2 separate regions of the Homo sapiens genome follow, and region 2 is linked to region 1. A link is a loop called in an ENCODE intact Hi-C map of the cell type or tissue named here. Cell type or tissue: endothelial cell of umbilical vein. All regions are shown on one strand. Each heading gives the region's core, and the rest is flanking DNA. Links, peaks and the distances in the headings are about the cores only.

The links. Peaks named below come from ENCODE experiments on the same cell type or tissue, not always from the same donor. Only the 100,000 strongest peaks of a DNase experiment are listed, where the experiment ranks them.
Region 2: it touches region 1 in a loop (2.0-fold over the local background); 1 of 110 quality-filtered maps calls a loop at or near these places.

The regions. Positions count from the first base shown.
Region 1 is chr12:25,773,269-25,778,659 of GRCh38, reverse strand. No RefSeq gene overlaps it. Among named protein-coding and RNA genes, the nearest start is that of MIR4302, 98 kb to the left of the region's middle. In endothelial cell of umbilical vein, for the core only: no CTCF peak of the experiment used is centred there; a DNase peak (open chromatin) is centred at 2,489; H3K27ac peaks cover 304 bases.
Region 2 is chr12:25,717,595-25,722,985 of GRCh38, reverse strand. No RefSeq gene overlaps it. Among named protein-coding and RNA genes, the nearest start is that of MIR4302, 150 kb to the left of the region's middle. In endothelial cell of umbilical vein, for the core only: no CTCF peak of the experiment used is centred there; a DNase peak (open chromatin) is centred at 3,235.

The DNA.
Region 1 (5,391 bases), core at 293-5,292:
AACATATCCTGCTGCTAATTTAATATATAATATGTATATATAATATATTGACATATATGTACACATATGCACAAATAATATGTGTAATACATAAATTATGTACCATAGTAAATAGAAATGTCCTCCATATTTCCAAAGTTTAGAAAATGGTGATAAGTTTTCTTTATATGGTAGCAGAGTTAAGCCACCTTTATTTATAAACTTAAACTATGTGTCAAAGGTAATTTAAAAAGCTATCTATATAAAATTTGCTATAAAGAATGAGTATATTTTAAAACTGATGAAATATGGATATCATTGCAGCCATATCCTGCTGTTGATTACATGATTTTTTAAAAGCCAATAATTATTTCAATATTCATCTAAAATACTCTGATTGAATGAAGAGATAAACAAATCTGCTACTAGAAGATGAAAGGAATATGTACATGTAAAATCATCAAAGAATGTGCTTTAGAGAATTACACAAATGCTTGAGGAAAAATTATGTAAATAGCATTTTTTAGAAACATAAATGTAAAAAAGTTCCAAAAGTGGCATACTATTATATCATAAATATGTATTATTCTAAAAGTAATGCTGAAGGCATTAAGCATTTCTCTTTAGGATAAACGCTATTTAATGAAAATAGAAAACATTTTCAAAGTAGCTTGATTGCTAAGTGTTTATATCAGCTACAACTGTTTCAGTAAAAAATAAACATAGATATTTAGGTAGAGAATATAACTGAAGTATACTTTTTTTCAGAATACATAACCTAAGGATTTAATATTTCAAATATAGAAATAATTTTAAAGGCTTAAAAATAAGACCTATGTAGTTGAACAATAAAATCTATTTCTAAAACATTTTATAAAATATAAATCCCTTTAATCAGCTCTGCAATTATTCTTATTCTTGTAATTGTGTCTTCCTGGTCTTAGAAAACAGATAGAGAACTGAGACCCCATAGGGTCATGAAAGAGACACTGGACTCCAGGGTATTGCATAGCTACTAATGCCAGGAACTTAAGATAAATGTTTGTAAAAGATAAATAGCCAGTATTGAGTGCTTACTATGTGCCATGTGAAACATGGTTTTCCTTCATTTAAAAAATTTAATCTTTCCAAAACACTATGAAAAGTAACATTTATTATCCCCATGTTGCAGATGAAGAAACCAAGACTGAGAGTGATTTATGTTAACTTGCCCAAGGTGAAGCAACTAGAAAATGGGAAAGCAGGACTGGAACTTAGGAAGCAATATCTTTAACCACTGCCCTGTACAGGCACCCATATTAAACCCAACTAAAACTCTTTATGATTAATTTTATCTCAGGAAGTCAGAGAACTGTAAAATAACCTGCCCAAGGCTCTTTTGCAGATTAAGTGTCAGAGCAGGATTTAAACCCGAGCCTGACTTCAAAGCCATCTTCCACTGTGCTTTGCTGCCTTCACCTGAGATGATGCCAAATACCTGTGCCACATACTGGCACCTGCAGTTTATTAGGCTGTTGGCATCTAGTCAAGGATCCTCACAGGGTGTTAAAGCAGCGGTAGGGACCAGAGAAGGACTTCTGCCTAAAAGTACATGCAGACCTGTCCAGCTGCAAGTCTGAATCTGTTAACTTTGTGCCATGGTGACCCCTGATGGGGTCTACATCCTATGCAATACAGAGCTGACCACTGTATTTCAAAATGAGTTAAAATGTGTGAATAACCATAAACATGAGTGATGGAGTAAAAAGATAAAATCAAACTAGATATATTTATATTAATAAGAAGACAGACATAATAGAAATATTGAAGGTCTTAGAAATTAAATGAACATTAAGAAATGCATCTGAATACATATGATCTATTTTGCAACTAAAACTTTGACTATTGTTTAGAATCAGATTTTAAAATCAATGTAGCTTTATATGGATATTAATCATAATACTATCCATAATCATGTGTAGTAATCAAAATAAACATTATTCCTCCGAAAAAAATATATGATTGTATGTACTCTATTATTGAAAAGGTATTCTTCTGCTTCATTGCTAATTATGCAGTTCTGCTGAAGAATTTCTTCAAAGTGAGATCTGGACTCTTAAAATATATGTACATGTTTCACAATTGCTTAAATTGACAATGGAAATAAAAACTTTGTAATTACCAGAAATGAACCCCTCCAAATGGATCACTTTTAGTGAGTACAGAGGCCTTTTGAACTTTGCCAAAACAGGTGCTTCATGCAGAGAAGGCTGCTGAGACCAAATGCTAGGATTATTAAGTAATAATTAGAGAAATTCTAGGTAGAGAGAGTGTATGAAAGGACAGACTTTGATGAGACAGATGACCTTTCAGTGTTGCTAAGGTGTTCTCATGGTGGATTTTCCCATTCAATTCAACAGCCAGCAAATAAAGCAATAAATTAGAACATGCCCAACCACTAGGAAGTCATTTCTCCTGTTAAAAGGAGTCGTAATAGGAAGCAGAAGTCAGATGGTGGAGTTGATAGTGTTCTGCTCCCTCGGGGCCCATTCCTCAATGGTGAGATCTCCCAAGAGCCTCATGACTGATAAACTGCTCACTCTGGAGTCCTGCCCCAGCTGGCAGACATTAAGTGACCAGACAAACAGCGGACCTGTCCCACTGCATCAGCCAAGCCCACCCTTTTTTCCCAGACAGGAAGGGACTCCAGGGCTGCGAATGCAGGTCTGGTGTGACTTGGGGACTTCTGGCACACACTTCTCTTTTCCCTCTATCTGTTGATTCCTTTAAACCTGAAGAGGTGAAAAATATCTCTGAAGAAGTAGATCCCTGGCACTAACTTATTTTGTGCCAGGAAATACTATAATTCAAGAAAAATTCTTTTTTCCTCACTAAGGATGTTACTTAGATTATTTTAGGGCAGTCTTTATTCTGGCAAAAACAATTCTGATTAAAAGCTTGCCACAGTATATGACAAAAATAAACCAAACAAATATGTAAATAAAATAAATAAAACTTGTTTAATGGGTACATTAAACCCAATATTCTCGTCATACACAAATTTACCATTCTCTGTAAGTTACTATACTATTAAAGTCACCCCAAATGAACTGTTATTAAGAGTACAGCTGGCCGGGCGGGTTGGCTCATGCCTGTAATCCCAGCACTTTGGGAGGCCAAGGCGGATGGATCACCTGAGGTTGGGAGTTTGAGACCAGCCTGACCAACATGGAGAAACCCCATCTCTACTAAAAATACAAAATTAGCTGGGCATGGTGACACATGCCTGTAATCCCAGCTACTCAGGAGGCTGAGGCAGGAGAATCGCATGAACCCAGGAGGCGGAGATTGTGGTGAGCCAAGACTGTGCCATTGCACTCCAGCCTGGACAACAAGAGCAAAACTCTGTCTCAATAAATAAATAAATAAATACAGCTATAGCTGGAGTCTGGGTCCTGGATGAAGCATTTTTTTGTTTTTGTTTTTGTTTTTTCCTTATTCCCATAACTTCATTACTCTGCCTTTTAAGAAAATCTAATTTGATTAGCTCTGTTGAGTTGCCTTTTTAAGAAATTGTATCATGCTAAAACATAATGGGAAATGTTCCATAAATGATTTAGTTAAACCTTTAAAAGTTCTTTAAATAATAGAAGAAAAGCCTGGTGAACTTCAAGTGAGATTCTTGAAGGATTAATTCACTGTTAAAGCTACTGCTCTATTCATTATCCACATGTGGTTATCAGGCAAACCTTCCTTTCAAGGTTCACTTTCAAAGAGTCGCCATGTAATCTTGCTCAGTGTGAACAGAAATAAGATCTCTGTTTGCTAGAGGCAAATGTATTACAGCCAAAGCTCCAAGAAGGAATGGCATGAAGCAATGGTTTTCAGGAAAAACAAAACCAAACAACAACAAAAATGCCCTGTTTCTAATGAGGCTGATTCTTTGATTCCCTGGAAGGGGCTCCTCAGGTCAACAGGAGTGGGGCTGATTTGGTCTGGAAAAGCTGGAAGGTCAACTCTGGAGATAAACAACTTGGGGTTCTGTGCTGAAAACCAGGAAACTTGGTTTCAGTCCTGAATTCCCCAGTAACTTCTTGTGTCACCTTAGCTTGTTACTGCACCCTCAAGGTTATAATAAGTTCCCTTGCTTATTAAATGAAGAGGGAGAGGGCTCATGAGCAGATCTTCATGGAAGCTGCCAGCCGAAAATCTCATGGCCTCAGATTGCACTTGAAATATCATGAACACCTATGTCAGAAATATTGTTTAATATTAATTGGAAATATCTTTAACATCCTCATGCATTTGGGATGATGCCATGTGTGCATATGTGTTTCTTTTTTCTCTGCTTATTTTAAAATAATCATGAATTAGGGTGTCAATGTATTTTTAGTTCTAAGAAAGAGAACATAGGTGTAGGATAATTTGGGCAAGTTCTGTATTGAAGGCAGAAGTCACTTTTACTAAATTCCTACTTAAAAATCTTTTTTTTTCTTTCTTTTTTTTTTTTTTTTTGAAACGGAGTCTCGCTCTGTCGCCCAGGATGGAGTGCAGTGGCGCGATCTCGGCTCACTGCAAGCTCCGCCTCCCGGGTTCACGCCATTCTCCTGCCTCAGCCACCCGAGTAGCTGGGACTATAGGCGCCCGCCACCACGCCCGGCTAATTTTTTGTATTTTTAGTAGAGACGGGGTTTCATCGTGTTAGCCAGGATGGTCTCTGTCTCCTGACCTCATGATCCGCCCGCCTCGGCCTTCCAAAGTACTGGGATTACAGACGTGAGCCACTGCACCCAGCCCCTACTTAAAAATCTTAAATGGAATATTGTATTTCCATAGCACTAATAGTCATGCTGGATTTTATAGAATATTCCTAAATCTTATCCGAGAAGAGGTCTTGTTTGAAATTGGTGAAAGTCTATTTATTAAACAATTATTTTTTCTACTTTTTTTCTTTTGAATCAAGCAATTGGGGTAATTCAATTCATTTACTCATTTTCACCTTTTCTGAGTGCCTACTAAGTGCCAATTACTGAGTTGGAAACTGCAAGGATTAGAGAAATAAATGACAAAACTACTAACCTCTGGGAACTTGCTATGGACAAGTATAGGATTATATTTACAGGCTTCCAGGCTTCAGACATTCAGAAAATTAATTATATCAGTTATTTCCACATTACGTTTCATTTGTTTGTTTCCTTTCTGCAATTACCTTATTATCAAAGATGGGAAATATATAGATGAGGCCAGGAGCGGTGGCTGATGCCTGTAATCTCAGCACTTTGGGAGGCCACAGCGGGCGGATCACATGAGGCCAGGAGTTTGAGACCAGTCTGCCCAACATGGCGAAACTCCATCTCTACTAAAAATACAAAAATAATTAGCCCGTCATGGTGGTGCATATCTGTAATCCCAGCTACTCAGGCGTTTGAGGCA
Region 2 (5,391 bases), core at 129-5,128, 56 kb after region 1:
TTTAGTAACTAAGGTATTATATTCTCTACATAGTTCATAGTGAAGCTGGTGATTGAACCCAGGCAGTCAGATTGCTGCACATATACTAGTAACCATATTCCTGTGTTGCCAGTGAAGCAGAATGGGAGCCTTGCCTTTCCAAGAATTTTCCAGCATACACTGTGGCATAACACTCAGGGATTCTGTGATGTTGCCTTTATTATGCTCACACAGACATACACAGGTATGTGAAAAAATTAATATCTCTGCTTTCATTTGGACATGATAGGCAATTTTCAGGAGTTGCTATCAAACCTTATACTTAGTTGTTGGTGCCATCCTTCTTCTACCTCATCTTTCATTTGTTAAATGTTGTCTTTATTTTTCTGATTACTAGAAACATGGAACTGTGTAAAGTTTATTTCAAGTGAGCTATTTGCTGCAATCCATTCATTCTTTTGAAGCACTTTATTCCTACAGCTACCTAGGACGGTTGAGGTCTAGCCATGATTCAAGATGGGGCTGTCAGTCCATTTGGTTGGGGAGATGGCCAAACCCTTGTGAAGCCTTGTCAGCTTAGACACAGGATTGATGACAGGGTCATTGTAGAAAAGAAGAGTAAAAAGATTTGGGGGATTGATTCTGGTCTTGAGAAAGATGCTCTATTGTTTTGATTGCAATTTTGATTGGCAAATTGGAAAATAGAGCTTAGTCCTACTGAATGTCAAGCGAATGGAATGTTACTGTAAGGGAAAATAATTTCAAACAATCTGTGTTTTTAAAAAATGCATAATTTTTGTAACTCGAATACTGTATTCCCTTCATATGAAATAAAAACCTACTAGTCAGGAGCCCATTACATAAATACATCATGTCAGCTGATGTGAGAAATAGTCTTCTTTTAAAACAACTGATGAAGAGTAGAGATTTAATGCCTTTGAATTTATTATTATTTCACACTGTTCTGAAGAGGAATTTTTATAGTTCATTGTTTCCTTAAGTCATCTTAGAGTTTTCCAGAAAGAATTGAAAGAAAATGGAATAAAGATATAGCCAGCTTTAAAAAATGTCTATTATAGAAATTGTCACATGTATTAAAAGAGTAGAGATAATACCATTGTAATGGTCCATGGGACTGTGACTTAACTTCAGCAGTTACCCGCACATGGCCAGTCTTCTTTAATCTCCACCTCCACCCTCATTTCCCTTCCCCTGTACACACTGGGTTCTTTTGAGTAAATCTCAAACATCATCTCTCGTATCTGTAAATACTTCATTATGAGCCTGTGCAAGTTACAAGATTTTCTAAAAAACATATGCCCAAACTTATTATCACTCTTGAAAAAAGTAATAATGGTATTGAGAATATTATATGCTTCTCTCTTCTTTTTAAAAAGTTAGTGTGTGTAAATCAGGATCCTAGCAAGTTCACATATTACATTTGGTTGTTATGTCTCTAGTGTTCTTGTAATATATAGGTTCATTTTTTCTTTTCCTTTGCAATTTATTTATTGAAAAAATTCTTATGGAGTATATATCACATTGTGGATTTTGCTGATTTGTTTATGCCCCTGTGGTGTCATTTATTATGTTCTCAGTCCCTTGTATTTGTATAAATTAATCAGATTCAAGTTTGATTTTTTAAAATTTCTGCAAGAATATTTCATAGATGTTGTTGTGTACTTCTTACTGGATCACAATATATTGCATTGCATCCGGAGGAATGTAATTCTTCCTATTTTATCACATCAGGAGGAACATAATGCTAAGTTGTCTCCCTGTCTATGATGTTAAGAGTGATCAATTTTTGACAGGTAATGTCAGCCAAATCTTTCCTTATAAAGTTCCTCATCAGCTTTTTAACTAATAATTTTAGTAGCTATCCATGGTCACCACCTAAAATGGTTACTTCATTAGAGATTACAAAATTGAGATAGTCCAATTCTATAATTTCTTCTTCATATATTAGCTGGAATTCTTCTAGAAAAATATGGCTTTCCTACATTAACTATTTGGTTACCTTGAAGTGCTCTTTGTACAGAAAAGGTGTATAAATGCTTGAGTTTTAAAAGTCAAATTTTAGAATAATGAGCTTATTCCTTAACAACTGGAAAAATTCAACAATGAGCTTTTTAAAATTATTATTGGGGTAAGCAAATGATTTTAAACATATTTAATATGCTAAGTCCTCTGCTATTATTATTCCTTTCTATAATCAAATTGTCCTGACTTTGGAAGCCATAGATCTGGAATCAAGCCTTTCTACAAAGTTCCTTTTAATGGAGAAAGGTATTTAGAATCCCTAGTCTAGTTGCTGGGTTGACCAAGGTCTCTAGACCTTTTCAGTGGTCAAAGGTAGAAAAATAGTTCAGGAGTCCATACTAATACTTCCAATACCAATTTTGGTTACAGGATTTTTACTTATTTGACTTGTATTTGTATCTTTTCCTTCTTTCACTGAACGCCTTTGTTTTTAAATGAAATAATATAAATATTTATTTACTTTTTATTACAATAGTATCAGAATGACAATATACTAAAACTAACTTTATGATTACTGAGAAGAGCCTTGATTACTGAGGAGACTTTTTTCACTTCTTTTGTTCTTAGAATGTAACCCACCAGGGATATACGGCAAAATTACTGTTTTAAAGTCACTTTGAAATAAACTTTCTCTGAGTGGTAAAGTCACCAACTCAAAAATAGTTAGGTTTATTATTTTCTTTCAGCTTTCTTATTCTAAGAATTGATTTTTAAGTTTATATTTTTGGATGATGTACATATATTTCCAGAGTAAAATCTACAAAATATTTTTAAAAACTAACTGTCATATTCATCCCCTCACCCAATTCCCATTCTGACCCAAAGGTAGCCCATGCCTCTAGTTTTTAGTATATCTTGGCATTTTTAAAGTAAGCTACTCTGTGTGTGTGTGTGTGTGTGTGTGTGTGTGTAACTATCTGTAGTGTCCCTCTTCCTTAGCTGGAAGATGACATAGCATACACACACCATACACATGGCTTTTCTCATTTAACAGTATATCTGTGATTACAGGTGCATAGTGCTCCTTTTGTTGCTGTAACCTTAGTTTATTCACCTTGTCCACAATTGGTGGGCATTTGGAATCTTCCTAGTCTTTTGCTATTTCAGAACTGCTACAATAAGCAGCCTTCTTCGCCAGTTACAATTTATTTGACTAATTTGTTGATAAAGGCATTCGGGTTACTTCAGAGTTTTCCTTTTATAAACCAAAGTGTGATAAACATCCTTGCAGATGCAATCTTTGTTATCTTAATAGATTGAAGCTTCCTGAGAGCAAAGCATTTTATTTCTGCTATATGCGTACCATGAAATGCATCATCAGTTGGAAGACATTCCGGAATTCTTAATAAATTAAACTAAATGAGTCAAGAAAAAGACATTAGAAGAGCACATTCATATTTCTGGAAAACATATGCAAATCAATGTATTACTGATCTTCAGTACCAACAAAGTAAGCATGCTTTTCTACCAAAAGGATTGATATTCATATTTTGTTTACAGGAAAGTTTCTTTAAACAGAAAATGTCTAAAATAAACACTGAACAAAGTTAAAGGAAGGGAATATGAAAGGGGGTAGTATTATTTATTGAGGAACTACCACACTCAAATTAGTCAAACAGACCACAAAAATTAATCAAGAGCCTACTATGTGTCAAGCTGCTGATCCAGGGGCCGGGAGTCTTGTCAAATGAAGCACACTGCATTCGTGCCTTGTTTTCTAGTGGACAGGCATAAGTGGGAAGGCACAGATAATGAACACAGGGAGAAACGTGTAATGTATCTTAGGAAACTGATAATGGTTGGAGAGAAATCCTTGGGAAAGGGAATGGGGTAGAATTCAGAGCCGAGGTGATGTAGACGGCTTTTAGATAAGAACGTGGGCTGGTAGATTTAGGGACAGGAGAATAGAATGGTTCCTTTCAGACCGCATACGCTTTCCCTGAGAAGAATGCAGGGAGGGTGGGTGCTGAGAGGATCCTGGAAGGTGGGAAGTAATTGATTTGGAGTGTGGGAATGTAAAGTTATTAGGGGAATGTCATTGATACTGTGCTTGGGACTTCACCTATGAGAAGTTATTCAACAAAAGCTGTCCTTCCAACACCCCTTGCTAAAAGAAATATTACAGCCCATGCATGGTCTGGCCAAGGGGGTTAAGAACATCTTCCTTCCATTCCCACTGTTGTGGGAAAAAAACAGTTTCTTGTCACATGACCAGGAAAGATTAGGCTTGTGGACACATAGAAGTGTGAGAAGAGGAATTTACTGGGCACAAAGGAAAAAGGAAAAACAACTCAGCAAAGTAAGATGTAGTCCTGCTAACAGGCTCTCCACCTCACTGACTGAATGCCAGGTTGCCACCCAGGAACAGGAGAGGCTCCTCCCTGCTGTAAACGGAGTGAACTTCCTGAGGCTCCACCCCATCCTCCCAGTGTGAAGGCTAGTTGGAGATTCCCTGAAGACCTTCCCCCTTATCTGCCTCCTGCATCTATCACCACTAAGCGGATTAGAACAAGAATTAGCACTGGACTTGGTAGGCAAGCCACAGATTGCCATATCTAGTGTGTGGCATATTACCTCTGACATGGATATACAATGAACTTAAACCACCAGCTTTCTGTTCTTAAGTTTGGAGTTAGGAAATGGAGAGAATGAGGCAATGAGAAGACAATGCAGAAACTAAAAGAATGCAATGAGAGATGCCACTAGAGAGAGTTGGGTCCATGCCACACTAAAGTAGGAGAAAGCAAAACCTATGCTTAAGCTGAAAGAATCTTCCAGAAAGAACAGAAAGGATATGGGGAACTAGGCAAAGAAGGAAGGGCAGGGGAGCAGGGTCTTTAGAGTTGTCTCATTCCTGAAAACAGTCCAGGCCCAGTTCCAATCAACATGTTTCCTCGGAAGAAATCCACTTTTACTTGAACTAGATTGAGTGGGTACAGTGGACAGCTGCCATTTCTGTGCCCAACATCTATTTTCTCTCTTTTGGCTAACAGCACACTTACTTTTGTCTAGGAAAACTATTCTTTTTCACTAAGGTTCATGAACTGTGGATGTCATTGACCCATCAATTCATTCCATCTGTGAGCACATGACCTACATTTGGTCAATTATCACTCTCTTAACATAATGATTGATTCAAGGAAGACCATATAATGTAATAAAAGCCGGTAAAATTCAATTTGGGGGCCCTTGGAACATTGAGAAAAAGACCTTTAGTTGTGGTTGTTGAGAAGACAGAACAGTGGCTGTTTTGCTATCACTCGAAGAGATCTAAGAACTGAATCAAAAAGTAAAAAACCGAGGTGAGAGAAGGAGAAAGAAAAATGAAATCAAGATGCTACCAAATGAATCCCTGAATCTGTTCAGATC